Regions from separate parts of the Homo sapiens genome. Here region 1 is linked to region 2. Evidence: read pairs that join two places in POLR2A ChIA-PET (ENCODE). Cell type or tissue: endothelial cell of umbilical vein. All regions are shown on one strand. Links, peaks and the distances in the headings refer to the core of each region. The heading gives the core; the rest is flanking DNA. Region 1 overlaps PIGU (phosphatidylinositol glycan anchor biosynthesis class U). Region 2 overlaps ITCH (itchy E3 ubiquitin protein ligase).

Region 1 (4,398 bases), core at 169-4,168, 190 kb after region 2:
ATAGGAAATATTCCAAAAAAAATTGTGTCTGTACTGAACATGTAGAGATGTTTTTCTTTCATTATTCCCTGAACAATACAGTATAAGAACTATTTACATTGTATGAAGTATTACAAGTAATCTGGAGATGACTTAAAGCATAGGAGAGGATATGCCTAGGTTATATGCAAATACTATGCCATTTTGTATTAGGGACTTGTACATCCTGAGATTTTGGTACCTGCAGGAGGTCCTGGAACCAATCCACCACAAATACCGAGGGAAGACTGTAATTACCTAGGGTGAGAGGGGAGGGACTAGAAGAACAGGATAGCAGGAATGATGACAGAGTAATACTGCTCTTTTTGTACAGCTGACTCTTAGAACCACAGTAATATTTTACATTCCCTTCACTTACCCCCTCCTCAAATAAACAATTAAAATCAACCAATATGTGGGGAGAATCCAAAATGAATATAAACCCTAACAAATGAAACTAACTATATTACAAATTAAAAACACAACCACACTGAAGGGTTACATGGCGCAAGAAAAGAACTAATCTAAGTAATTATGAAAAACAGGCCAGGCACAGTGGCTCATGCCTTAATCCCAGCACTTTGGGAGGCCAAGGTGGGTGGATCACTTGAAGTCAGGAGTTCAATACCAGCCTGGCCAACTAAAAATACAAAAATTAGCTGGGCGTGGTAGTGCTCGCCTGTAATCCAAGCTACTTGGCAGGCTGAGGCAAGAGGACTGCTTGAGCCCAGTCGGGCGATGGAGCGAGACCCTGTCTCAAAAACAAAACAAAACAAAAAAAGTTACAGTGGAGAAACCTGGCAGACACTAACGTCACCAAGTGATCAAGGTAAACATTAGCATTGAGAAGATATGGCAATATCATGAACCCCTCGGTACAGTGCACTGAGGACACAATATGCATTTTTGCCAAAAACATGTAAATTCAGTCCAGTCATGAGAAAACTATGACAATCTAAACTGAGGTACATTTCACAAAAATAACTTCACAAGTCATGAATGACAAGAGAAGACTGAAGAACTGTCTCAGACTAGGACAGACTAAGGAGATAAAACCACCAAATGCAATGTGGGACCTAAATATGATCCTGAAACAAACAAAAATAGCCTCAGTAGAAAATGCAAAATTCTAATAAGGTCTGTCGTTTAGTTAATAATGCTGCATAAATATCAATTTATTTGTTCTTGATAACTGTATATGGTTATATAAAATGTTAACATTAGCGGAAGTGGAGTGAGGGATACAAGAAACTCTGTACTATTTTTGCAACTTTTCCGTAGGTCTAAAATTAATTCAAAATAAAAAACTTTTAAAAATGGAGATAAAACCATCTGTTACATGGTTGGTTAAAAAAATAAACAAGCAATTTAAAAAATTAGAGCGTTCTACAAGGCCAGTATAAAAAAAAATCAGCCCTTTGCCTTGCCTCTAATCTTCATTAAATCAAGCTTGTTATTGTGATGTTCAAATCGTTTACATAGTTATTAAATATTTTGGCTGTTTAATCTTACTTTGAGAGATTTGTTAAAACTAATTACGATGGCTGATTTATCAATTTCTTCTAGCTGTGTCAATTGTTATTTTCTAAATTTTAAAGATATCTTATTAGTCAAATACAAGTTTGAATTCTCAAAAACAAAGCAAAATAAACAAAAGACAAGCAGAACTTCACGAAGATATACCACTAGAATTGCCAACATTAAAAAGATCGATACCATCAAATGTTAGTGAAGATGTGTGGCAACTAGACTGTCATATTTGGTTGGGGGGGTTGTAAAATGGTGCAAAAACTTTGAAAAACTGTCTAGTGGATTCTAGCAAAGCTAAACGTACACTTGCCCAATGTCCCAAAAATTCTGCTAGGTACTGCTCAAGAGAAACAAAAATGTTAAGTCCACAAAAAAACTTGTACCAGAATGTTCATAGTAGTCTATTTGTAACAGACAAAAACTGGAAATGGGCCCAAGTTTCTACCAATAGGAGAATGGGTAAACAAAACGCTGCACACACAAAAAACACCCAGCAATAAAAAAGAATACATGCAATAACATGGATAAATCTCAAAAACAAGCTGGTTGAAGGAAGCCTTATACAAAATAATCCTATTATTTCATTCCATTTATATGATGTTTTAGAATAGGCCAAACTAATCTATGGTTAAAACAATATTCAGAACAGTTGTGTCTGAGGAAATAGGAGTGGGAATTGATGGGGAAAGGACCCGAAGATACTTTCTGTATTTTGAGAGGAGTTTGGGTTACACAGGTATTTGTATTAAGATTCATGCACTTCATGGTATGTAAATTCTACCTAAAATGAAAAAGAGTGTAAATAAATAATGAACTCCAGTTGATGCTTATGCTGAATTATTTACAAGGATATGTATGACATCTGCAATTTACTTCAAAATGTATGAAAAATAAGACTGACTGATGGATAGATGGATATGTGATAAAGCAAGTATGGTAAAATATTAATGGAGGAATGTAGGTTATAGGTATATGAGTGTTCGTATTTGTTTTTTCTTTGAAATTTTTCATTACAGAATGTTGGGAAAATGTAAGATTTAATACACTGTTTAGCAAGCCATACATATGTGGTAACACTTTCAAGAAAAGCCAAAGAATGATTAACAAAAAATTCACGGTAGGCCGGGCATGGTGGCTCATGCCTGTAATCCCAGCAATATGGGAGGCTGAGGTGGTGGATCACCTGAGCCCAGGAGCTCGAGACCAGCCTGGGCAACATGATGAAACCCCATCACTATATATTTTTAAAAATATATAAATAATAACAAATTCAGGGTAGTCATAACCTCTGAGGTAGAGGGAAGGAGTGCAGTGTAGAAGGAGGACGTACAGGGCTTCTAAAGGACTAGAAATGTTACATTACTTAAGCAGGGTAGTGGAACACAGTGTTGCTTTATTATGTTTTAAACTATGCAAATATTATAAAGCACAAGGGCATTCAAGACAGATGGGACATCATGGGTATGGGACCTGAGGTGGGATGGAACTTGCCACACTGGAGGAACAGAGAAGGTCTGTGTGGTTTGAGATTTAGGAGTGAGGGGTAAGTGGTATAAGATAAGCATAGAGAGGTAGAGAACAGCCAAGTCAAGGAGGAGCTAAGCCATTTTGGTAATATACATCTCATAGGCTCTTTAACAGTTGAGAAAAATGTTTCAGGTGGTGAGTGTTAGCACCTCTTTTACAATCTTGTGACAAAGAAAGCAAGTTCCAGACCAAATTCTAGCACACCTAAAGACATCTATTAAACAGATATTCCTTAGTGAGCCAGGCCCAAAGCAGTTCACACAAACTATTCTAGAAGCTCCATGCTGTCCCAGCTCTTTCTGCCTCTAGTTATTCCAACCACCACTTATGAAAAAGGTTCACTCATAATAGAACTGACAATATCCCAGAGGCAGGGTTCTGTTGCCCTTGGAGTCACATCAGGCAACCAGAAATCCTAACCAAAGGCCAAAGGATCATTAAGGAATTACGCCTCAGGCGCCATCTCCAAGGGAAGAAGTTACAGGCCCTGCTAGATTCATATTCCTTCTTCATGCAAGCATAGGAATATTTCAGGGTCTCGCTTTGTTGCCCAGGCTGGTGCAGTGACAGGATCATAGTTCACTGCATTATTTGGGCCCTAACTCCTGGGCCCAAATAATCCTCCTACCTCAGACTCCCGAGTAGCTGGAACTACAGGCACATGCTACCATGCCTGGCTAATTTTTTCATTTTTTGCAGAGATAGGGTCTTGCTCTGTAGCTCATAAGCCACCACATCTGGCCCAATTCTGCTTTTGAATACTTCAATTTCACTAATGAGCGCCTACTTCTAATACTCATTTTGTTAATCAGTAAGACACTAATCTCACCAGTAAAAATTGGCCAGGTGCAGTGGGCCATGCCTGTAATCCCAGCACTTTGGGAGGCCAAGGTGAGTAGATCACTTGAATCCAGGAGCTTGAGACCAGCCTGGGCAACATGGCAAAACCCTGTCTCTACAAAAAATACAAAAATTAGCAAGGCATGGTGGCACGCGCCTGTAGTCCCAGCTACTCGGGAGGCTGAGACAGGAGGATTGCTTAAGCCTAGGAAGCAGAGGTTGCAGTGAGCTAAGATCGTGCCATTACGCTCCAGCCTGGGCAACAGAGACCCCCGTCTCAAAAAAACAAAAAAATCCAAGCTGTTTCTGACAGTCACTATGCTAACTAGTAAAGGTGTTGATCAAACTATAGAGAGTGCTGCACTGATGGCAGCCCCTGGAGAGTGCACCCTTGAAGATGTAAAGCTAGGTGACATCATGGAATGTGGATGCTTCATTAATGTAATTCACATTCCCCTGAAGTTGAGGCTGAAACTAACTGGC
Region 2 (4,398 bases), core at 261-4,260:
AGTGATTATAATAAAGCAGAGAGACAGAGACTAGAAAGCAGGGAAACTTTTGTTTTCTACCATGACTAATAACAATTTGGTTCAACATGTATATTAAATACCTCTCAGATTAAATCCCAGAGTGCTCCAGAAATTGTAAAGATTGGCTATATCTGTGCAATCAAGAGGCTCACGGGGTGAGTTAAATGAGTAAAAACTAGTAAGACAAAATGAAAAGCTGACGGAGCCATACGTAAATATGGAAATACTCTGGAAGCATGGAGGTGGAAATAATTTAACTTCTTAGGATTAAAGAAGCCTTTAATCAAAGAGAAGGGGGATGTTTATCTCTCAGGAAATATAATTTTAATGGGTATAAAAGAAAAAAGGATCATTCTCAGTAGAGGGAGCAGCATGTTTAGAGGAATGAAAGTACATGGCCCATGTGAGGAACAGCAAATAACTAAGGGTGGCTAGAATATAGAACTTTGGTAAGATTTGTTTTAGTAGGAGGCTGGAAGGGTAAGTTATAGCTGCATACTAAGCAAGGTAAAATGCCCCATAAGAGTTTAAACTTCATTTTTCAGGCAATAAAGAATCATTTAAGTAATGACATTAATGACATGATCACATCTATTCTAGGAAAATAATTCTGGTGGCTGTGAGGGGTTGGATTGGAGAAGTGAGAGTAAAAACAGTTGTTTAGAGGCCTCTCATAGTAGCCCAGGTGTCAGATGAGACTGACATTTTTCTGGTCCTTTTTCTTCCGGTTTATAATGTATAGTTTTTTATTTTTTTGTTTAATTTACTGTGGGACTTTAGTTTTCAGAAAGTAGTACATTGATTTATTTTATATTTGTAATATTATGACTATAACACAAGGTTTTGTTCAATCTAGACTTTGAGATTTGAATACTGAAATAATTTCTCCTGTCCAGGTTTTGCAGTGTGACCCTTGGGCAAATTTTTAAATTTCACAGAGCTTCTGTCTTTTTTTTTTTTTTTTTTTTTGAGATGGAGTTTCACCCTTGTCACCCAGGCTGGAGTGCAATGGCATGATCTCAGCTCACTACAACCTCTGCCTCCCGGGTTGCAGTGATTCTCCTGCCTCAGCCTCCTGAGTAGCTGGGATTACAGGCGCCTGCCACCATGTCTGGCTAATTTTTGTATTTTTAGTAGAGACAGGGTTTCACCATGTTTGTCAAGCTGGCTCCTGACCCCCGTTGATCCTTTTGACTGAGACTTCCAAAGTGCTGGGATTACAGGTGTGAGCCACCACGTTCGGCCGCTTCTCTTTTTATGTGTAAAAATTAGGACAGTAATACCTGTTTCGCAGAATAGGTATTGATATTGAAATGACATTTACGTGCAGGCACATGGTAAATACTAAAATTGGTGCTCCTCCACCCCCATGTAAAGTTTGTTAGGCCAGGCCTGGTGGCTCATGCCTGTAATTCCACCACTTTGGTAGGCCTAGGTAAGTGGATCTCTTGAGCCCAGGAGTACAAGACCAACTTGGGCAACATGTCAAAAGCTTGTCTCTACCAGAAAAAAAATACAAAAATTTCCTGGATGTGGTGGCACGCACCTGTAGTCCCAGCCACTTGGGAGGCTGAGATGGGAGGATGGCTTGAGCCCAGGAGGTAGAGGTGGTTGCAGTGACCTGAGATTGTGCCACTATTCTCCAGCCTGGGTGACAGAACCAGACCCTGTCTCAAAAAAAAAAAAAAAAAAAAAAAGGTTTCAGTGGGGTTTGGTAGGATTATGTAGCAAAATTGCTTTCACAAATTTGAATCCAGCTGGGCACAGTGGCTCACGCCTGTAATTCCAACACTTTGAGGGGCCGAGGCAAGTGGATCACCTGAGGTCAGGAGTTTGACACCAGCCTGACCAACATGGTGAAACCCCGTTTCTACTAAAAATACAAACATTAGCTGGGTGTGGCGGCGCGTGCCTATAACCCCAGCTGCTTGGGAGGCTGAGGCAGGAGAATCGCTTGAACCCGGCAGGCGGAGGTTGCAATGAGCTAAGATTGTGCCATTGCACTCTAGCCTGGGCAACAAGAGCGAAACTCCTATCTCAAAAAAAAAAAAAAGTTTGAATCCTAGAAAGCCCCAACAGGGGCAGATCATTTCCTTCCTGTCAGCCTTGCGTTGCTCTTTGTTCTAGGTTTAATCAGTTTCAGAGTGCCACAAGAGGCCCTGAAATATAATGAGTGTATGTATAATTGTTTGGGCTATTTCACCTTTTCTTAGACCAGAAATGTATTAAAAGTAGAAATTTTATGTTTTTCTGTGTAATCCTGTGATTAAATTTGGCTCTATATTAAGCACTAGAGCTTTGATTTAATAGTACTTTTTTTTTATTTTTTATTTTTTAATAGAGATGAGGTCTCACTGTGTTGTCCAGGCTGGTCTTAAACTCCTGGGCTCAAGTGATCCTCCCGCCTGGGTCTCCCAAAGTGCTGGTATTACGTGCCCGGCCTATTACATTTTAATCAGAGATAGCTCTGGTCCCCACTTGAATATTTTTTATTCTGAAAAAGACTTTCTATTTCATGTTTCCACTTAGATGTCTCAGCATCTGGCATCTGAAACAATTTTTTTTTTTTTTTAAAAGACAGTTTTGCTCTGTTGCCCAGGCTGGATTGCAGTGGTGCAATCACAGCTCACTGCAGCCTTGACCTCCCAGGCTTAAGCGATCCTCCTGCCTCAGCCTCCCCCCAGCAGCTGGGACTACAGGTGCACGCCATCATGCCTGGCTAATTTTTAAAATTATCTTTTGTAGAGACGGGGGTCTCACTATGTTGACCAGGCTTTGTTCAAACTCCTGGGCCTCAAGTGATCTTCCTGCCTCAGCCTCCCAAAGTGCTGGGATTACAAGTGTGAACCACCATGCTTGATCTTGTCTATTTGTCTAGCCTTCTCTTGCAACTCTTCTTTTTCTTCAGTCAGTCATTCTGTGGCTAGCTTGAATGCCAGCAAAAAGGCACATAAGCCTAAAAGGATGGAAGTATTTGATATATGTAAAGTCAGAGTTTCAGGGCCACCACCTGGGACTATGCCTGCTTAGATATCCAGACTTTGGACTATATATTAAGCTGCTGCTTCTTTTTTTTTTTTTTTTCGAGATGGAGTCTTGCTCTGTCACCCAGGCTGGAGTGCAGTGGCGCAATCGCGGCTCACTGCAATCTCCGCCTCCCAGGTTCACACCATTCTCCTGCCTCAGCCTCCCGAGTAGCTGGGACTACAGGCGCTCGCCACCACGCCCGGCTAATTTTTTGTATTTTTAGTAGAGACAGGGTTTCACCATGTTAGCCAGGATGGTCTCGATCTCCTGACCTCGTGATCCGCCCGTCTCAGTCTCCCAAAGTGCTGGGATTACAGGCGTGAGCCACCGCACCCGGCTATATTAAGCTTCTTAAGTAGTTACTATATAAACTCCTCTGACAACTCCAAGGGTTCCTTAACTTTGATGAGCATTAGCATTCTCTGAACTTTGCTGCTACAGTAGATAACCTGGGTGGTGGAGTAGATAACCTGGGTGGTGGGTACTTCCTTGGTTGTAGTTACCTCATCTATGAGGGAGCAATGACTTGCCACCTATGGAAATCATGGGGTGCTTTGCTAGATTTCTACTTGTTATACCCTGTAAGGGGCCTGGACAAAGCTATTTTATGGCAAAGGTAACTAAAAGGTGAAGGCTAAGGAGTTTGTATCTCAAGATGCACAACATAGGAAGCTCTTCCTTAGATAATATGAGATGTTAAAAAAAAAATCTTAGTTTGTAGTTCTTATTCTTCCATTGGCTTTCCAACACACAGAATAAAATCTAAATTATCATTATTATTATTATTTTTGATACGTAGGCTCACTCTGTCGCCCAGGCTGGAGTGCAGTGGCATAATCTCGGCTCACTGCAACCTCCACCTCCCGGGTTCAAGCAATTCTCCTGCCTCAGCCTCCTGAGTAGCTGGGATTACAGGCGCCTGCCACCACACCTGGCTAAGTTTTGAAATTTTTTAGTAGAGACGAGGTTTCGCCATGTTGGCCAGGCTGGTCTTAAACTCATGACCTCAGGTGATCCACCCGCCTCAGTCTCCCAAAGTGCTGGGATTACAGATGTGAGCCGCTGCGCCCAGCTGCAGATTCTTTATCTTGGTTTATAAAGCTCCCATACAAAGCTTATCTCCCTTCATTTACCATTCCTTCCTGTGCTTGCTATACTTTCCCTCAGATATGCCATACTCATTTGCCTCTCTCTGGAATGCTGTCTTATTCCCACCTCCAGTCTTCCCATGGCTGGCTCCTTGTCATTTGGATGGTTGCTTAAAAGTCTTCTCAAAGGCCTTCCTTACTACCAAGTCATTTTCTGTCACATCAGCCTGTTTTTCATCATAAATACTTTAATTAGAATATA

The links. ChIA-PET counts read pairs that join two places held together with the same protein. Peaks named below come from ENCODE experiments on the same cell type or tissue, not always from the same donor. Only the 100,000 strongest peaks of a DNase experiment are listed, where the experiment ranks them.
Region 1: POLR2A ChIA-PET joins it to region 2 with 7 read pairs; 2 of 35 experiments call an interaction of 5 or more read pairs at or near these places.

What each region holds. Positions count from the first base shown.
Region 1 is chr20:34,595,256-34,599,653 of GRCh38, forward strand. All of the region lies in intron 7 of PIGU (phosphatidylinositol glycan anchor biosynthesis class U), which reads right to left. Among named protein-coding and RNA genes, the nearest start is that of MAP1LC3A, 39 kb to the left of the region's middle. In endothelial cell of umbilical vein, for the core only: no CTCF peak of the experiment used is centred there; no DNase peak of the experiment used is centred there.
Region 2 is chr20:34,403,447-34,407,844 of GRCh38, forward strand. All of the region lies in intron 3 of ITCH (itchy E3 ubiquitin protein ligase), which reads left to right. Among named protein-coding and RNA genes, the nearest start is that of ITCH, 42 kb to the left of the region's middle. In endothelial cell of umbilical vein, for the core only: no CTCF peak of the experiment used is centred there; a DNase peak (open chromatin) is centred at 2,135; H3K27ac peaks cover 517 bases.